Regions from separate parts of the Mus musculus genome. Here region 1 is linked to region 2. The links are chromatin contacts, found by Hi-C or POLR2A ChIA-PET in ENCODE. All regions are on one chromosome and are shown on one strand. The core of a region is the stretch at or near the end of the contact, and the rest is flanking DNA. Distances in the headings are between cores, read along the strand shown. Region 1 has its middle 12 kb from the start of Inpp5d. Region 2 holds the start of Neu2 (neuraminidase 2).

What was found. A loop is a pair of places that touch in the nucleus more often than their neighbours do. ChIA-PET counts read pairs that join two places held with the same protein, here RNA polymerase II (POLR2A).
Region 1: POLR2A ChIA-PET joins it to region 2 with 17 read pairs in Patski. The contact joins the enhancer-like site here to the promoter of Neu2 in region 2. A Hi-C loop is called at or near these places in 1 of 37 maps with a recorded cell type or tissue (heart). POLR2A ChIA-PET finds 5 or more read pairs at or near these places in 2 of 5 experiments (Patski and embryonic stem cell).

Annotation. Positions count from the first base shown.
Region 1 is chr1:87,605,054-87,611,107 of GRCm38, forward strand. No RefSeq gene overlaps it. Among named protein-coding and RNA genes, the nearest start is that of Inpp5d, 12 kb to the right of the region's middle. Within about 2 kb of position 2,934, at least 2 of the 3 ENCODE cell types and tissues checked have a DNase peak (open chromatin) inside an H3K27ac peak, as active enhancers do.
Region 2 is chr1:87,572,020-87,577,710 of GRCm38, forward strand. It overlaps Neu2 (neuraminidase 2), which reads left to right and starts at 2,008. Exons shown (of 4, transcript NM_001160163.1): 1 at 2,008-2,107. It also overlaps a transcript of Ngef not described here.

The DNA.
Region 1 (6,054 bases), core at 1,684-4,183, 34 kb after region 2:
GCATGCAGGGTTCCGATTTGGTCCTGGAATGGAGAGAGAGCTTGGGAGTGGGAGAGCAGAAGGGCAAGGCCAGGAAACGGGAGGGAGGCAAGGAGGAGCTTGGTGTGATGAGCAGGAAGCTGTCCTTTTATCCCAGGACAGAGCCAAGCAGACAAGGGTCCAATCAGAAAGACAAGACACTCCTAGCAGACATGGGAAGAGATAGCAGTGAGGGAGATGGCCCAGGAAAGAGCCTCTCCAAATAGCCCTGGGGCAGTGATACAAGGACAGATGGAGGCAGGACCTGAAGTAAGTGAATCCTAAGACATTATAAAGCTCATTGGATGTGGGTGGCAGGAAGAGGTGGGAATGGGGGGTGTCACCCTCCGACTTGGAAGAAGCCAGCTTGGTGGCAAAAATCTGGATAGGTGGTGTCCGGGGAAGAACAGGTTTTGGAGTGTAGATGGGAGAATTCACATGAGTGGGGTGTAAGTGCCTCCAGGATTATCCACAAAGGCAGGCATTGGGGAGATGTGTGGGTGGGAGCTTAGAATGAGGTCTGGCTAGGAACTTGGATTTGCAGGCTCTAGTCAGAGAAGGTATCCCCAGAGAGTGTAGACTAGACAACAGAAAATGCAGAAGGGGGGAGCACTCTCAAGCACCCAAGAGTATGGAGAAGACCTTGGTCACAAAGGAAAGCAGCGCTGAGGGAGCCTAGAGGATTTATCGAATGAAGAAGCTTTCAGGGTCTCTGGCTAGGCTGTGACAGAGTGGGTTGAGAGCTACAAGGTGGCCTGGTAGGCGGAGAAGTTTTTGGTCAGACCATAGGAGAGGGTAAGGCAGGTACAGGTAGGAAGTGATTACATTGTAACAGTCGCCAAGTGAGGACAATTAGACCCAAAGTGTCAGCTAAGCTAAGAGATGGGTTGATGGCTAGGCAAGAAGGTATGCTGTTGACCCCAGGGAGAAGCCCAGGGCCTGCCCTGCAGGTTTTTATTGAGCTGGTCTGGCTGGAAGCCTTTCATATTTATAGCCGAAGCTGAGAACCTGTGGCAGGGAGGGATTTTAAGGATAGGAACCATCACGCTTGCTCTCACAAGATGAAGGGGATGAGTGGGTGGGGAGGAGAGGAGAAAAGCCAGGACCATGAGAGATTTGAGAGCCAGTCCCAACTTGGTAGTAAGGTGACCTTGGAGGAGCAGAGTGTGTGAGAATAAAGGCAGATGCAGAGGAGGGTGGTCTGGGAGATCTGCTCTTCTTTGTGGGCAGTGAGGTGAAGAATTTTAAAGTCTGATGAATCTGGAAGTGAGCTGGGTAGAGCAGCATGAATACAGGAGATAGGGAACGGAGGAGGTTGGTGCTCAGCGGAGGCCTAGAAGTCCCTGGCTACCACATTGTTTGGACACATAACATGGGTTATTCTAGGGCTGGGGCTGCCTGTTTTTTTGTGTTTCTCTGGAGTTCAGGGAGTCTGGCTGGAATATTTCAGACAGAGATGGCAGAAAGGGGCTCTGAGGATGTCCAGGATCTGAAACACAAATGGGGTTGTGGACATTAAGAGTGAGGGAGACTGGGTGTGTAGAAGTGAAGACTGGGAGAAGGTGGGGGTGGAGCAGAGGCTGGGGACTGGCCAGAGGAGTGGAGCAGGATTTGGAGGCCATAATTTTGCTTGCCTGTGTTCTACAATTATAGCTACCATCAATAGAACTGGCTAAAGATTCAAGACTCAGGCATAGAGTAAAGGGGACTCCTGTCTGGTCCCTGTAAGGGAAGGAAATACCAAAGAGGGACAGTAGTGGTTTCCTAAGTCATTGAAGTCACAGGATATAATAGTCTGAGCTATGGGGAGCTTTGGGAGTTTGCAGACAGGAGAGGATTCTGGGAGAATGAAACCTTTGAGTAAAGGAATCGCAGAGTCTAGCAGTAAAGTTCTGATTATCTAATTCAAGGCTTACAGCACACAGTCCCATTCTGAGATCCTCAGATATGAGCTAGGAGCTCTGGTGTGCTGCTAATTTGCAGGTTGGTTAATCTCTCTGGTTCTCACTTTCTCAGGCGTGAAGTTGGAGGTTATGTCTGCCTTGAGGAGTATCTGTGTGGCCCGGACGAGGTAACTCATACATAAATGTTAGTGCAGTGCTTGCACCTAGAGGCAATCTATCGCTACAGTCCAGGTATTGTTAAGGGGTGAATTGTGGTGACTCCCAAAGTGACTGTCTCTGGAGATGGTGCTTTTAAGTAGCAACTAAAGTCGAACGAAGTCAGAAAGGTGGTAGGTTCAAAGGAAAGTATGGAAGGTAGCCGCCTGCCAGTCAGGAAGACAGCCCTCAGCAGAAGCAGCAATGTCAGAACCTTGATTGTGGATGCCCACCCTTTAAATGACAAGAAATAAATACCTGTTGTTGCGTTGTTGGAGTCACCGTCCATGATATTCTGTTGTGGGGCGTGATCTAAGACAAGTGCCCACAACGTGACAGTGTGGTGGTTAAGTGGGAAGAGGAGCCTGTAGCGGGGCAAGCGCTCTAGAGGCGTGGCTTATTGTAGAGGCTCAGGAGGTGGGGCAAAGAAGATGGACAGCATTCAGCAGGTGTCAGAAAAGGCTTATGGCCCAGGGTGAGGCAGCAGCCGGTCCCACAAAAGTGGAAAGCCATTTCAGAAACATTTTTTTTTAAACCAGGGTGTAACCCCGGAAACTCAAAGTCGGCTGAGGGTAGGGCGGGTGGCATAGGAGGAAGACGGGGCTGGGGAGAAGATTCTGGAACCCACAGTGAGGGTTTTTGGCAGATCAGTGAAGATAGCTGCTGGCTGAGGAAGCATAGAGGAAGAGGTAAAAAGTCTGAAGCAGGGAGCAGCTGACACGTAATCACCACAGAAAGCGGGTAGCTGTTGGCAGAAAAGGCGTTTAGGAAGCGCGGCCGCGGGCCCTGCCAAGGGAGGCTGTCGTGATTCACGCTTGGGAAGTGCTGGAGACCAGAACACAGGTTGGAGGAGGTCCAGGCATGGCACAGTGCAGTAAGTAGCCTGGCAACTGTGGTGGGCTGACCCTCTGGTCTGGGGCTTGACTCAGGGAATGGAGTCCCAGGGTGGAAAAAAAAAGATGAATTAGGAATCTGCCACCAGACTGAGCGTCTTCAGAGCGTTCTTCTGGGATGGTTATTTCAAATTGGTTTGTTGTTGTTGTTTTATTGGTTGGTTGGTTGGTTTTGTGTGTGGTTTTTTGGTTCTTGAGGTTTTTGTTTTTTTGTTTTTTTTGTCTTTTGTCTCTTTCATTTACTACTGTATCATTACTATTATGCCCTGTCCCTAAGAGTCCTGGCGACACTGGCTCAAGTTCTTACTCAATTCTTCCTACCCACTTGATCCCACCCATATCTTGTCACTGCCTGGTTTTCTGTCACAGCCAGGTTTCCCGTTTTCAACTATGCCATGAAGCACGGATCAAGACATCATGAGTTCTTTGTCCTCTTGGGAAATGGAGTCTGTTCCTGTTGCTGGCTTTATTTGAAAAGGGACGAGCTGGTCTTGATTGACACCTGAATGTTGTTCAGGCTTGGGGAGGCCAGAGGTCAAGGCGCCCCCTGGCGGTGGAAACTGCAAGGCTCAGGCCCTAACCTAGGGTTGTAGAAGCTGCGGGTAAGCTGTGTACTTGTAAGATGCTATCCTCCTTCAAAGCAAGGTTGTTAACCAGAGGTGATTCTTAGTGATGCTGGCTACACCCTGTGCCAGCATTCTGTGGCACCATTGGGTGCCAGGAGTCTACCCAATCCTGTGCTGGCCAAGGCACTGCCCTCCGGGCACTGATCATCTGAGTCACACAGGATTTCTATCTTATCCTAAACAACCCCCCAGGCCAGCCATGCTTCACTGCCTCTCACCCTTCAGCAGAGATGTCTTCCCCACTTTCCTGAGATACAGTGTGATTCAGATGGGCCAAATGTTACAAGGCTGGCCTTCAGACTCTGGCCCTGGTCCTGTGTATGATTCCATGTCTGATCTGAACTGCTGCAATAGAGTTTTCAGAGATACGGAGGAGAGATAGGATGAACTGAGGCTACCATCGTTCCATCCTCAAGGCAAGCCTGTTCCCAGGAAGCCAGCCAAGTGCTCTAAGACCAGTTGCAACGAACTTTGCAAGCTTGAAGGAAACCTGTGTCTGCTGAAGCCTGATGCTAGGACTTGCAAAGACCACCTTAAGGATGTGGTCCAAAGCCTGGTGTAGGACTTGTAAAGACCACCCTGAGGATCTCGTCCAGAAGCAGAAATGCAAATGGAACTGAGAAGCGAGATGATAGTCCAACGGAGCAGTGCCCTAACTGAGGCAACTTAGAGGAGATGTGGCAGCTAGAAGGAGCAGAGAGAAGACTGGATGGAGAGAGAAATGAGCAAGGGGAGTGGATAGACAGGAAAGAGCGCAGGGGCCAGATGGGAAGAGAGCCTTCCCAGCTCACAACCACAGCTACCGTCCTCCTCATGAGTATCCTTGATCTTTGACTTGGAAGAAGTCGATGCAGTCCTATGATGCAAATGAAGTTCCATGGACCTAGAAGGTGTGGCCTGCTGCTGTGGCAGCTGTGTAATGTCTGCTGGTGCCCTGAGGGTTACATGGACAGAAAAATGCAAGATTGAATCAGGAACAGGAGAAAATGATGTCATCAAGACGCTGGCTCACCGTAGTACAGTCAAACCTTTTTAAAAGTAGGGGGAGCAGCACAAAATACTGGTTAAAAGCACAACGCGTTAAAAATGAACATGGCTGTTTATTATCATTACAAAATATTCTTGTCCCATACCACAATACCAGCACTTAGGAGGCTGGCTGAGGCAGAAGGATCTCATGTTTGAGTCCAGCCTGAGCTATATAGAAAGACTAAAGCCAAATAAATAAATATGTTGTTCTGTAACTGACTGTATTAGCCTGCTTTTATACAGCCTACTGTGCAGTGGGTTTTTGTCACCAGCCTCGCTCCAGACAAATGAATGGAACACCAGCTTATACTATCAGAACATCCATGACACCACCAGAAATAAGAACTTTTTAAGCACTATTATCATGTTAGGAGACACCCCCCCCCCCCCGACAGGGTGTCATTGGTGACAGTGCCACATACATACAGTCACATACCACATCAGGGTATTTCAGTCGTTGACAAACTGTGGGTAGTTCTGCATCAGCTACTTGTGGAGGAAACAGCATTTAGTGACTAGAGCAAATGTTGAATATGGGTGAAGCATCCCTGCTCTGGGACAGATTAGTGACTAGAGTAAATGTTGAATATGGGTGAAGCATCCCTGCTCTGGGACAGATGTGTGAAAGGACTTTCCATAGCTAAGAGACCACGTCAATGCAAGGTCTTCAGGTTTTTACAGACGAGACAGATGACTTGCTTAGGGGTGGTATGGCACGATACAAGTTGATTCCTCTAAGTTCTGGCTAGATGAGTGCCTCAGAGCCTTGCAGTATATTAATAAGTACACACTGCTAGAGTACAGTATATTAATAAGCACACACTGCCAGTGTCCTAAGGGAGTGTAAGGAGTCCCAAGTAACTTGGCAAGCCACAGAAGTACTGGCAAGCACCACACCTTTCAGGACAAGATGCTGGCGAAACCCTGACTCCATTCTAGTCTTGCAACCTCTATGATCACATCAAGAACCTTGCTCAGGCTTGAGTGATGTCACCGAGGAACGTGATGAATGCCATCTAGAAGCACTGAGAGCATCATCCACAACTTCAAAGGAGTTTATCAACACGAAAAGGTTTCAACACTCAGCGGGGTGGTGGACAGCTGTGGCAGGCAGAGGACAAGGTTGACTCTGAGGAGCTCTGCGGGTGTTTCTGAGCAGACAACCAGACCTCAGGCCCTGCCCAGAATGCTGGCATGACAACAGGATATGGGGGCTAATAACAGCAATACTGATGATCCTGGTCCTATAGAGTCCTAAGCTAATGTGTTCATTTGTGCCTGATTTTCTATTAAAAAACAAACAAACAAACAAACAAAAAGAAACAAAAAACCAACTTAAGCAAAAACCACAACTTCCAAAATAAAGATATAAAGAGAGTGGCTTTGTGT
Region 2 (5,691 bases), core at 758-3,257:
GTCTATGGTAGACACCATGACTAATGCATGTGGTTCCTGGCAAAGAGGTGAAAGTGACAAAGGCACACAGTCAGCCTGCTGCATCTACAGCTGAAGGGTGTATCTCCTGGGATGACATTGTCCGCATGTACAGAGCCTACTTCCTAAGTCTGTGAGTCCCATGGATAGGAGCACTTCTCCACCTTTCCCTTACTTCAGCAATCCTATTCACCAAGAATTCTTTACAGAGGCTTCTGCTTCCCCCAGGAACTTCCTGTTCTAGTCATTAAGATCCCAACCCCTCATCCCTAGGAACTTGAAACACTTAGCTAGAGTGAGAGCGGGAACAAGTGCTCACAGTCAACCCATCAGCTATTTCACCAACAGAAGCTCACCATGGGACATTCTTTAAAAGACCTCTCATTAATGTTCAAACTCACTGTGGTATCCCTGGCAGTGGGGCCACAGGGACTGCTGCTACCGTTAGGAAACAGGACAGGCTGGGTGTCTCCCTATCCTGGGGACCATGTCCATGAAAATCTGTGGTTGTTCAAAGAGTGGCCTGAGAGTGTGGTTGAGGAAGATGGCCTATTGTCCATTTTCATTGTCCAGGATGCTGGAGTCTCCAAGGAGACTCTGGCTTCTCCTTTCTGAGACTAAGTAACATCAAATGTGGGCCAAGATGAAGAAAGGGGGAGGGGAAAGGAAAACACAGTGGGGGGACCCAACCAGAGCCTTAATGTCTCTCTGCATTAAGACAGCCATTTCTCTCAAGGCAACAAGACATTGGTCACTAGCTGAGATAGCAGAGTAGCCAAAACTACAGGAATCCCAAGTCCAGCTCCCTGCAGCTGATGGCTTCGTGAATATCCCACATATTGGTCAAGACAGGAAATAAGAACCTTCTATTGCTATATCCAGCTGAGTTTTCTCAACCGAGTCACAACATACTCTGGCTTCTTGGCCACCAAGCACACAAATCTGGAGGGTTCTGAGGGTAGGGTCTTTTGTCCTGAAATGGTCCCTGAGCAGGAGGAGCAACATCAGTGGGGCAGCAACACAGGGGCTGTTACTCCATAGCTGTGAAGTCTCCTCCCTAGAGCACACCTTAACCCTGAGGTTTGAGCCAACAGCACACGGAAATCACAGCACTTCACAGTCTACACATACATTTACAACCAGGGCGAGCACCATGGGGAGTGAGTGCCCTGGTCTTGGAGGGCTCTGCAGTTACTTTAACATGAGGCTTCTGCCTCTCTCTGATTCTTTATCGGTTTTTGGCAAGAGGCCCTGCACGTTCCTGTTGCACAGGGCCCTGTAAGTTATTGACCTGTCCTTTGCAGTACATTGTCTCCCTAGTCTCCACAGCTGGAGGTATAGGAGCTGGAAAGAGGGGTCACCCTGCTTCGTGCTTCACAGATGTTGAAACACGCTGGGCTGGGAGAATCACTAAGCCAAGATGGGCTGGGAGCTCACAGGCATAGCCAGGACCTCATAGGTACTGCTGGAATCTTGCAAGGGTAGCCAAGTTCTCCTTCCCATGGACAGTCTGGCTGCCTTCTCTTTCCTAGTTCTTCTCAATCAATGCTTGCAACACTCTGCACTTCCCCAGCAGTGACCTCTCTTCTACGGTTTCCTTGATCTCATTTCATTAAAAAATAAGATAAAATAAACATATATTTTGCTCACCTGCCAGCCAGAAGTTCCTGGGTGTTAGGCCCCCTCATAAGTGCTTCAGTTTCTTCCTTTCCCATCCACGGTCCTGTCCGGGCACCTCAGTGCAGGTCTGTGTGTCCCCCACATAAGCACACAAGCTCCCTACCTGTCCCTGAGTACTATAGCCTGGAAAAGCCTCCCTGGGAAACATTCCTGACCTTCAGACCTGCCTCCCTATAGCTGGCCCCATTCCTGGGACAGGCACTTCCTGTCTGGGTGTTTACCTTGCTGGGTGCCCTGCACCTAGGCAGGGAGCCAGACACACCTCCCTAGGAGCCAGGCAAAAGGGGAGGTGCCACTGAGGTGCAGGTTGACATGACCCAAACGGCCCCTGGCTGCAAGGTAATATCGGAAGTTGACTAAGAATGGACGCCCCACCACTGACTGACCCGCCCCCTGAGTCTGAGATTGGGTAAGTGTTTATGATCCTCTTGGGTTCTGGTCACTTTTGTGTTAGTATGTGTACACGTGCACACACACGTGGAAGTCAGAGGTGAACACCAGGTCTCTCTCTTATTGTTTTCTGTTTTTCTTATGGAACCCAGGGCTCACTAATTGGCCAGGCTACCTGATCGGCCATCCTCCGAATCTTACCTGCACCCTCCCCTCCTGTCTCAAACTTCCCCTGTGGGGGTTAAAGGAGCACGCCACTGTGCCCCTTTTTTATGTGACAGTTGTGAATCTTCTCAAGTCCCAGTGCACATATGCCAAGCGGTTTGCCAACTAAGCCAGCACTTTTAATCACTGCTTTACATGGCCGTCAGGGCTCAGCTTGACAGCTCCCAGGCAGGGGACACCAGCTGCTCTATTCGAGAGGTCTTAATCAATTGTTACTATTACAGTGAATTATGATTAGTGACGGCTTCCTTCTGCCTGGTGCTTACTGCGTGGCAGGCACTGAACTAAGCAGATTGCATAACCTCTCTGTGTAGCCCTGAGCCCTCACTACAAGTTGAGAATCAGGTGCATTTTAAAGATACATATGTTCATAGATCATCTTGCCCAAGGCCACATAGATAGTAAGCTGCTCCAAGATTGAAACCCATCCTAGCTGGTACCAAAACCTTGCCTCTTAACCCATTGCTTTCATTTCTCAATGCTAATAGCTACACTGCCCATATTTATGTAAGCCTCCGATGAGCTATTGTTTTTTGTGACCTACCGCTGGTAATAAATTAACCCAACCGGTACTGCCAAGAAGCAGGGCATACTTATACTCTAGGTTTCTGTGAGTCAGGAATCTGGGCAGGGCTTGGCCGCGTTCTTTGTTCAGGGGCTCTCACTGGCTGGAGGCAAGGTGGCTGAGGGCCAGAACGCCTCTTTACAAGGCTGTGTGGAGAAGGCACACAGGCCTCCTGGGTTGTTGGCAGGCCTGCACGCCTCCTTGGGGATTGCTGGACTGAGGGCCTTGTTTCCTGCTGGTCATGGCTGGGCAGCTTGCTCTGTTTTGTTTGTTTGCCTCTCTGCCATGACACCTTGCTTCATTGAGGCTGCAGAAGATTCCAGAGATCTCTCTCTTCAAGGACATGGCTGTGTGATGCGCTCCACGTGAGCACGCTCAGCTATGGAAGTCAGATGTCTTCCTTGAAGAATCTCCACTTTATTTATTGAGGCAGGGTCAGTCATTAGACCTGGAACTAGTCAAATCCAGCTAGTCTAGCTAGCTAGCTTACTGTGAGGATCACCGCCTCTGCCCGCTGAGTGCTGGGAACAGCCAGGCCCACCTAGCTTTTGTGTTCTGGGGACCTGGATCCTGACCTCTCGTTTGCATGCCACGCTCTTTCTCAGCTGAGCCATCTCCCAGAACCACAGACTTTTGTGATGTGCTCGTGGAAGTGACATTAAGTGGCATCCCATCACTCTGCCATGCTCTGCTTGTCAGAGAGCCGCCATTAGGTACAGCCCATATGTCACAGTAGGACATGGATGCAGGAAGTAGGCACCATTGAATCTCAGATGTCTGCCTAGTATGACATCCGATTGCCACAAATGTTGGTTCTGGTTTTTGCCACTGAATGCCAGAGGGAAGTAATCTCTCATCCACTCATCCCTGCTTTTTTTTTTAACAATAAAGCATATATATTCTAACTAAATTACAGATCAATATTACTCAGCAGCTAGATTAATACAGTCATACAGTCACTCAAACACTTGCACAGTCCCAAACTCTCCCTCTCCCTATCTTGATTATACATATATATGCATATATAATATTATATATTATAATTATATATATAATCGAAAGAGAGATATGCGCACATAGATATAGACTAGACATAAGTAGATACAGATGTATCAGCAAAATTTACTTACTTAGAATGGCCATAGGGCTTCACTTAAGAGTGTTACACTTTCACTATCAAGTGCATCTTTATTCACTAATTCATCAATACACACTCACATGAAAAAACAAACAAAAAATTAATAACTCTGACCGACCCAATCCACTCTTGGGCATATGCTCCCAAACCCCAGATCCTACTTCACAGATATCTGTACGTCCATGTTTATAGCAATGACGTGGGGTAACCTGAATGTCCACCAACAGAGGGAGAGATGATGAAGACATGGGTACCTACACAAATGGAAAGTTATTGGGTATGAAGAAAAATGAAATTTACAGAAAAGTAGATGGACTCAGAAAGTACACCATTCAGTGAGGAGACCTAGGTGCAGAGAGGAGATAAGACTGCATGTTCTTCCTCATGTGTGGGTCCTGGCACATAGTGCACACTTGCTTATATGCAAACAGGTATAAGTTCATGAATTAATTTATCTGAGAATCTCCGTTCTCCTACGATAAGGAAACCAGATATACAGATGTTTGATAGTTTACCCAAGGTCATATACATTTTCCTGAACACACAGAAATGCTGGTTATGTATTTCTGTAATAAAGACATATTTCTGCTCAGAAGCTAGGTCAGCCTCCAAGTGCCACAAATGAGTAGCTAACCATAGTTACCCTGGTGAACTATTATGTACAATCCCTATTGTGCTTACTTTATTTATTTGCCTTAAAGGTTTATTTGTGTGTCTCTCTGTGTATGACACATGCACGTGTGTCTTTGGAGGCCAGAAGAGTGTGTTAGATCCCCTAGATCTGTAGTTACAGGTGACTGTGAGTCACTGGATGCAGGTGCTGGGAACTGAACCAGGTCTCCTGCAAGTGCTCTTAACCCCTGAGCCATCTTTCTAGATACCCCCCCCCTGTTTCTTTGTCTCTGTCTCTCTCCCTCCCTGCCTCCCTCCTTCTCTCTTTCTCTTTCTTTCAAATCTGTGTACATGCGTGATGTGTATGTGTGAGAGCGTGTTCATGTGTAAATGTGGGCATTTGTGTGCCATGGCATATGAATGGAGGTCAGAGGACAACCTTGAGTGTCAGGCTTCACCCCTGTGTTGTTTGAGACAGGGTCTCTTGCTGTTCACCAGTGCATAAGTCAGGCTTGTTGGCCCTTAAGCTTCCAGAGATTCTCTGTCTCAGCTTCCCATCCACTGTAGGACTGCTGGGATTTCAGATGAACGCGGCCGTGTCCAGCTTTGCATAGGCTCTGAGGGTCTGAACTCAGGCCCTCACCCTTGCTCACTGAGCCGCCCCCTTTCTTTTATTGGTTTTAAATAAATGCCTACGAGAACACCAGCATCTCAACCTGGTGGGATACAGCAGGAAGCTTGCAAAGGACTTAACAGTATAGAGTTAAAAAATGCCCCAGGCTGTGGGGAGAAATTAGGATTACCTACAGGAAACAGACGCAAACATTGGAGCTACCTATGGGGTCTAACTCTTTTTTTTTAACATCTAATTTTTTATTAGGTATTTTCTTCATTTACATTTCAAGTGCTATCCCAAAGTCCCCCATACCCTCCCCCCCCTTCCCTACCCACCCACTCCCACTTCTTGGCCTTGGCACTCCCCTGTTCTGAGGAATATAAAGTTTGCAAGACCAAGGGGCCTCTCTTCCCAATGATGGCTGACTAGGCCATCTTCTGCTACATA